Linked DNA regions of Homo sapiens: region 2 is linked to region 1. Evidence: chromatin loops called from intact Hi-C (ENCODE). Cell type or tissue: ascending aorta. All regions are shown on one strand. Links, peaks and the distances in the headings refer to the core of each region. The heading gives the core; the rest is flanking DNA.

What was found. A loop is a pair of places that touch in the nucleus more often than their neighbours do. Peaks named below come from ENCODE experiments on the same cell type or tissue, not always from the same donor. Only the 100,000 strongest peaks of a DNase experiment are listed, where the experiment ranks them.
Region 2: a loop joins it to region 1, with 8 times the contacts of the local background. A loop is called at or near these places in 44 of 110 quality-filtered maps.

The regions. Positions count from the first base shown.
Region 1 is chr12:55,679,499-55,682,403 of GRCh38, reverse strand. TMT1B (thiol methyltransferase 1B) reads right to left here and starts at 668. Exons shown (of 2, transcript NM_152637.3): 1 at 152-668. The coding sequence starts at 649. RefSeq lists an enhancer at 334-1,009. In ascending aorta, for the core only: CTCF peaks have their summits at 744 and 1,207 (motif pointing left); DNase peaks (open chromatin) are centred at 843 and 2,513; H3K4me3 peaks cover 810 bases; H3K27ac peaks cover 1,056 bases.
Region 2 is chr12:55,736,098-55,739,002 of GRCh38, reverse strand. No RefSeq gene overlaps it. Among named protein-coding and RNA genes, the nearest start is that of GDF11, 5.6 kb to the left of the region's middle. RefSeq lists an enhancer at 498-817. In ascending aorta, for the core only: a CTCF peak has its summit at 1,624 (motif pointing right); DNase peaks (open chromatin) are centred at 452, 1,092 and 1,622; H3K4me3 peaks cover 1,004 bases; H3K27ac peaks cover 1,605 bases.

The sequences.
Region 1 (2,905 bases), core at 92-2,591:
GTCATGTCTCCTATTCACCAGCAGGTAGAGGTGGATGGGGTGTCTAATGTGCTACTTACTACCTCAGACGCCCCATTCTGGGGGCCGAACCCTGGGGCGGCTGATGCTGCGTTTGCCTGCCCCACACCCATCCCCTTCCCACCCTGCTTACCGGTCTCAGTACTCTCCGGACCTCCTGCAGGACCTTCCTTGGGCTCTGCACAGAGCACAGCACCAGAGTGCAGACCACCACATCCATGGAGCCATCAGCCAGCTGTCTCATGTCCTCTCCAGGAGCCACCACAAACCGCTCATATTGGAGGTGCCTGTTCTCAGCCATGCTCTTTGTCAGGAACTTCTCAAAGTGGGGATTTGGGTCTAGGCAGGTGACCCTGCAGCCCGGTGGGTAGAACTGAAAGTTGGCTCCGGTTCCGCAGCCCAGCTCCAGTAGGGCCACTTTCCCGGAGGCTCCTGTAAGCCCCTTTATCTGGCTGAAGAGCTCCCGTTTCTTGCTCTCCATCTTGCGGTTGCTCTTGGGAGTCAGCACGGCCATCAGGTAGGGGAAGTAGCTTTTGCACAGGGGCTGCCAGCAGCCCAGCAGAGCCATGAGGTGCAGGGGCAGGGTAAGAAGCAGCACCAGCAGCTGCAGGAGTGGGACCAGGATGTCCATGGCAGACCAGCTCTGAGCTGTGCTTCCGCTGGGGCACTGGCTTTTTCCCTGCTCAGCCTCTGCAGGCGCTGGCGTCCCCTCCCGCTGTGATAGGACTTTGCTCCTTGTCTCCTACTTGACAATTTCCTATTTGCCAGAGTTGAGTGGGTGTATGGAATTCCTCCAGAGGGCGCAGGTCCCACAGCCCCACAAGCTCTTCAATGACTTTTATGTGGGCGGAGGGACAGGTGGTACCCATGTTCCTGAGTTCTGGGGCACTGTGCCCAGCTGAAGGGGGGCAGGGGCTGCTGAGTCATCTCAGAGGGAGTGGGAAGGGGTAAGGGGATATGTTTCAGATGACAGACTCATGGCGGGGGAGTGTCGGGGGCTGGCAGGGCGTTGGGGGTGGGTTGGTAGTGGTGAATGCTGGGGACAGAGTTGACTCATGGGACATATCCTGGCCTCATTTCGTCCTCAGGTCAGGCACTTCAGAGGGGCCATAGGAAGGGAAGGGTGCTCTTGGCAGAGGAAAAAGTAGGTGTACAGGACAGAGACAGCATGCCCTCTCCTGGAAAGGGTGAGAAGTTTAGTTCTGTGGGGAATGGGGTAAGTTGGACAAATAGGGGGAAGTGAGGTCAGAGAATAGCCACTTTTTAGAGATCCTTCCCTCCCTCCCTCCCTTCCTCCCTTCTTTCCTTCTTTCCTTTTTTTGAGACAGGGTCTCTGCTGCCCAGGCTGGGGTGCAGTGGCAGCAGTCTGGGCTCACTGCAACCTCAATGTCCCTAGGCTCAAGTGATCCTCTTACACCAGCCTCCTGATTTTCTGGGACTACAAGTGCATACCACCATGCCCAGCAATTTTTTTTTTTCTGTAATTTGTAGAGACAGGGTTTCACCCTGTTGCCCAGGTTGGTCTTGAACTCCTGGGCTCAGGTGATCCACCCACCTCGACTTCCCAAAGTGCTGGGATTACAGTTGGGAGCCACTGCGCCTGGCTGAGAAGAATTCTTTTTACAAAACATTATTAAACAACTTTTTTTGGAAGAGGCAGTACATTCACTTAGTACAAAATTAAAAAGATACTAAAGAGATTACAGGGAAAATTCTCTCTTCTACTCCTGTGACCCAACCACTCAGATCTCCTCTCTGGAGGCACTAAATGCCATATTGCCAATTTCTTGTGAATCCTTCCAGAGATGACCTGTGAACGAGCAGGGAACACACACACCACGTGTTTAGATCCATGTACATATATACATATACATATTCCCTTTTCTTTTACAAATAGTAGTATATTGTACACACTCTTGTATACCTTGCTTCCCCCCCTTCTTAACAATGTATTGGATTTAGTAGATAATAGCAAATGGGTTTCCAAAGTGATTGTACCCATTTACACGTCCACCAGCAATATTTGGTTTTATGTGTCTTTTATGTGTTCATATTATTATTGATGCATAGATTCCTATTTTATTCACTGATTTGTAACCTAATACCCTATTTATTTATTTACAGTTTCTTTGAGGTATAATATATATAAGAAGGTTTACATATTTACAGTATATAGATTATTTTTGACACAGTATATACCTGGGAAACCATTACCACAGTCGAGATAATGAACATGTCTATGTGTTAGGCTTTTGCATTGCTGTTAAGAAATACCTAAGGCTGGTTGATTTATAAAGAAAAAAAGTTTAATTGGTTCATAGTTCTGCAGACTGCACAGGAAGCATGGCACCAGTATCTGCTTGGCCTCTGGTGAGGGTCTCAGGGAGCTTACAATCATGGTGGAAGACGAAGGGGAGCAGTGTATCACATGGCAAGAGAGGGAGCAAGAGAGACCTTGCGTGAACTGCCAGAGCGAGAACTCACTCATCACCAAGGGGTTGGCACTGAGCCACTGATGAGGGGTTGGGACCTCAGGAGCCAAACACATCCCACCAGGCCCCACCTCTGACATTGAGGATTACATTTCAACATGAGATTTGGAGGGGACAAACATCCAAACTATATCAGTTTCCTTGTGTTTCTTTGTAATCCATTCGCCCCTCTTTCATCCCCATCTTCAGGTAACCGCTGATCTGCTCTCTGTCAGTATAGATTAATTTCTCTTCTCTTCTCTTCTCAGGCAGAGTCTCACTCTGTGGCCCAGGCTGGAGTGCAGTTGTTTGATCTTGGCTCATTGCAACCTCCACCTCCCAGGTTCAAGTGATTCTCCTGCCTCAGCCTCCTGAGTAGCTGGGATTACAAGCATGCACCACCATGCCCGGCTAAT
Region 2 (2,905 bases), core at 185-2,684, 57 kb before region 1:
AATCCAATAAGTGGACAAGACTGCCATCTGATGGTAGAATCTGGAATATCAGCTCCTCGGAGGTGGAACTGAAAGCACGGCTTAAGGGTTTTATTTTTGCATACGTTGTACATTTTCATTTTAGAATTTTAGTTCGAAAAGTTCCATATCATAATGCATTAAGCCTTGTCCTTTCCCCAGCGCCTCCCAGATCTTGCCTATTTCCTTGAGTTCCCTCAGGTTTGGTCCTGTTGGGATCCCCTGAGTTTCAGGAATTAACCCCTGGGAGGTTTCTTTTAGGAGCTTCAGAACTCCAGCTGCCCCAGACTCCCTAAAAATGGGGCACTGGTGGCTTTACGGAAAATAAGTTCGGGGGGATCTGGACATTAGATCTTTCCTTATCCTAGTACATGCTTAGGTTTGGGGCCCCGCCCACTGTCCTAGTCTCCCTGGCAACTGTCTTCCTGCCAAGGGTGCCCCTCTCCCAGAGTTACCCAGGCAACCTTCAGGCCCGCCTTCTTCAAGGTCCTGACTGGTTCATAGCAAATGTGGGTCGCAGCCTAAGGGAGGCATTTAGGCTTAAAATGTATGAGCTGCCGGGAGAGAAGGAGGCTGTGTTCCGGGGGAGGGTATGAGGTTTCAAGACCTGCTAGAGAGAGAGGTGCTTGGGTAGATGGTCTGCTATATCCTCAGGAAGAGCTGCAGCTCCCTGGAGCCTGTCACCGGGGTCTGAGGCCAGAGTTGCCTGGACCATGATCAGAAGTGCTGCTGCCAGAACAGGGGAACCATTGTAAGGGAACCCTGTAAGGGGGGACTCCCGCCACCCTGCACCTTCACCACAATGGCCACCTCCACACCCAAACTGCCTTGTCTATCAGAGCTAGGCTCAGTGGGGAGTAGCTATTTTTCTCCCCTCCCTAGGGAGGATCCCTAATCCTATCTCTTCTTCCTTTTTTCTCCTAAAGTTTCTATTTTGAGGGTCAGTGGACTCATTCTTTGGCACTGCAGGGCTTTCTAAGGAGGGGAGGGGCTACATCTCGTTGAGATGTAGCAGAGGGGAGAGGCTTACTCCCCGGCTCTCCTGCTCTCCCTGCATGTGCCTCTGGGGGAGTGGGGAGGCTATTCTGGGCTAGGGGGTGGTGTGTTAGTAGAGTGGACCCCTTCCAGTCCTCTGCCCACAAATCCTGCAGCTCCAGAGAGGATGTCACTGTAATTACTGTCCTCTCCCACACCACCTTCTAAATCCTATAATTATCTTGCCGGGATCACTTGGCAGTCTTGTTAACCTCTTTAGCCCCAAGGCCCTCTAAGAGAAGTTGGGAGTTGGGAGAAGGGGGCCAAAGAGTTTGCGTTTGGGGTGGGGGGCAGTGTGGCAGGATACAACTGGGGGACTCTAAGAATCATTTGGGGTTATGTCTTCCTTTGCCTCTGGCCTCCCTCCTGCTTATCCCCAATCTGTCCCCTCTCTCCTCATGGCAGGCCAGCTCTACAACTCCACTGGGTGCAAGCTGCTGCTTATCTTCATTCTTGGCCTCCCTGGGGTCCCCACCTCTTCCCTGAGTTCTCACCTACTGCTCCCTCTCTGGGCCCATGGTGGGTCCTCATTACAGGCCCTGTTTCTGGCAGTGGCCAATGCTGCCAGCAGGAGGCACCACTATTCCAGCTGCTGCTCCAGGAAAAGAACGGGTCTAAGTGCAATGTCAGCTTCTCCAAGGACCTTAAAATGCTGGCAGATGGGCTGATCCAGGAGGCGACAAAGCAGTACCTGGGCTGCCAGGTGAGGGAGCTGTTGGGAAGCAGGGGGGAACTGCAGGAGTGTTCAGAGGGAATTCTCTCTCCAGAGGGAATGAAGGAGAAAGCAGAGGGTAGTGAAGGTCAAAGTTGTCAGATGAGGGGCATGTGTGTGTGTGTGAACGGTGAGGGTGTCAGGACGACCAGCGGGTCTGGCTGGGATCTGGGAATGGGAGCCTGAAATTGGTGAGGGCAGGAGAAACTGGTCTGGGCTCTACCGAGGGGTGCCAGCACTCCTCACCCCTAGTTCCCTGGGCTGCAAGACCACATCCATGGGGAACAACCCAACAAATTTGAGAACAGCCTGGGTGAGTCTGCCACAGGCCCTTCTTCTTTGGCAGGTATCTCAGGTCCTCTGCTGCCCCACTGCATCCCCCAGCCTGTGCTAGGCAGCTTCCAGAACCCAGGGGTTCTCTTTGTCATAGCCCTCTCACCACACTGTATTTTTTGTCTGTGCCTATAAGGTTGTAAGCACCCTGAAGGCAGGGACATGTCTTACTTATCTCCATGTTTAGGCTCCCCATACATGGATTAATACATGAATGAATTTTTCCTGAGCCCCTGCCTAGGCCTCTTGGCCTTTTAGTCCCAAGGAACAGAAACCTGAGATAACCACCCAGTCCCAGCATCACCTCTTTGTCATTTCTCCTATGTTTATCTCTGTTCCATCCTAGGAAAAACTTTAGTTGTGAGGCTCTGTGACTCTCAGGTAGATACCTCTGTGCTCCTGTGCCTGGTTCTGGGCCAGAACCACACAGCAGCTAAGATCCTGGCCAAGGGAGTGCATAAACAAGACATGAACCTGGACGAGGCTCTCAAGCAGGATGGGCTGGAGCTGTTCATCCTGCCCACTCACCAGCTGGGCATTTGGATGGACCTCGTTGTTAATGATGGCACTGGCTGGGAAGAGACTGGGACAGGAGTGACAATGAGGGGCCAGAGGTCAGGAACTAGGGGCCCAAGAAATGGGGAAAGGAATTGAGGCGGGCCCTGAGGACAGATCCTGGTGGGGGTGGGGCTGGAGTGTGGGGTTGCCAGAGGAGCTAGACCTTGGGGCTTGAATTGGGGGGTCTAGGCCAAGGCCAAGGCCAAGGTGAGTGTGAGGGGCAGAAGGAGGCTGGATTGTCCCTCCCAC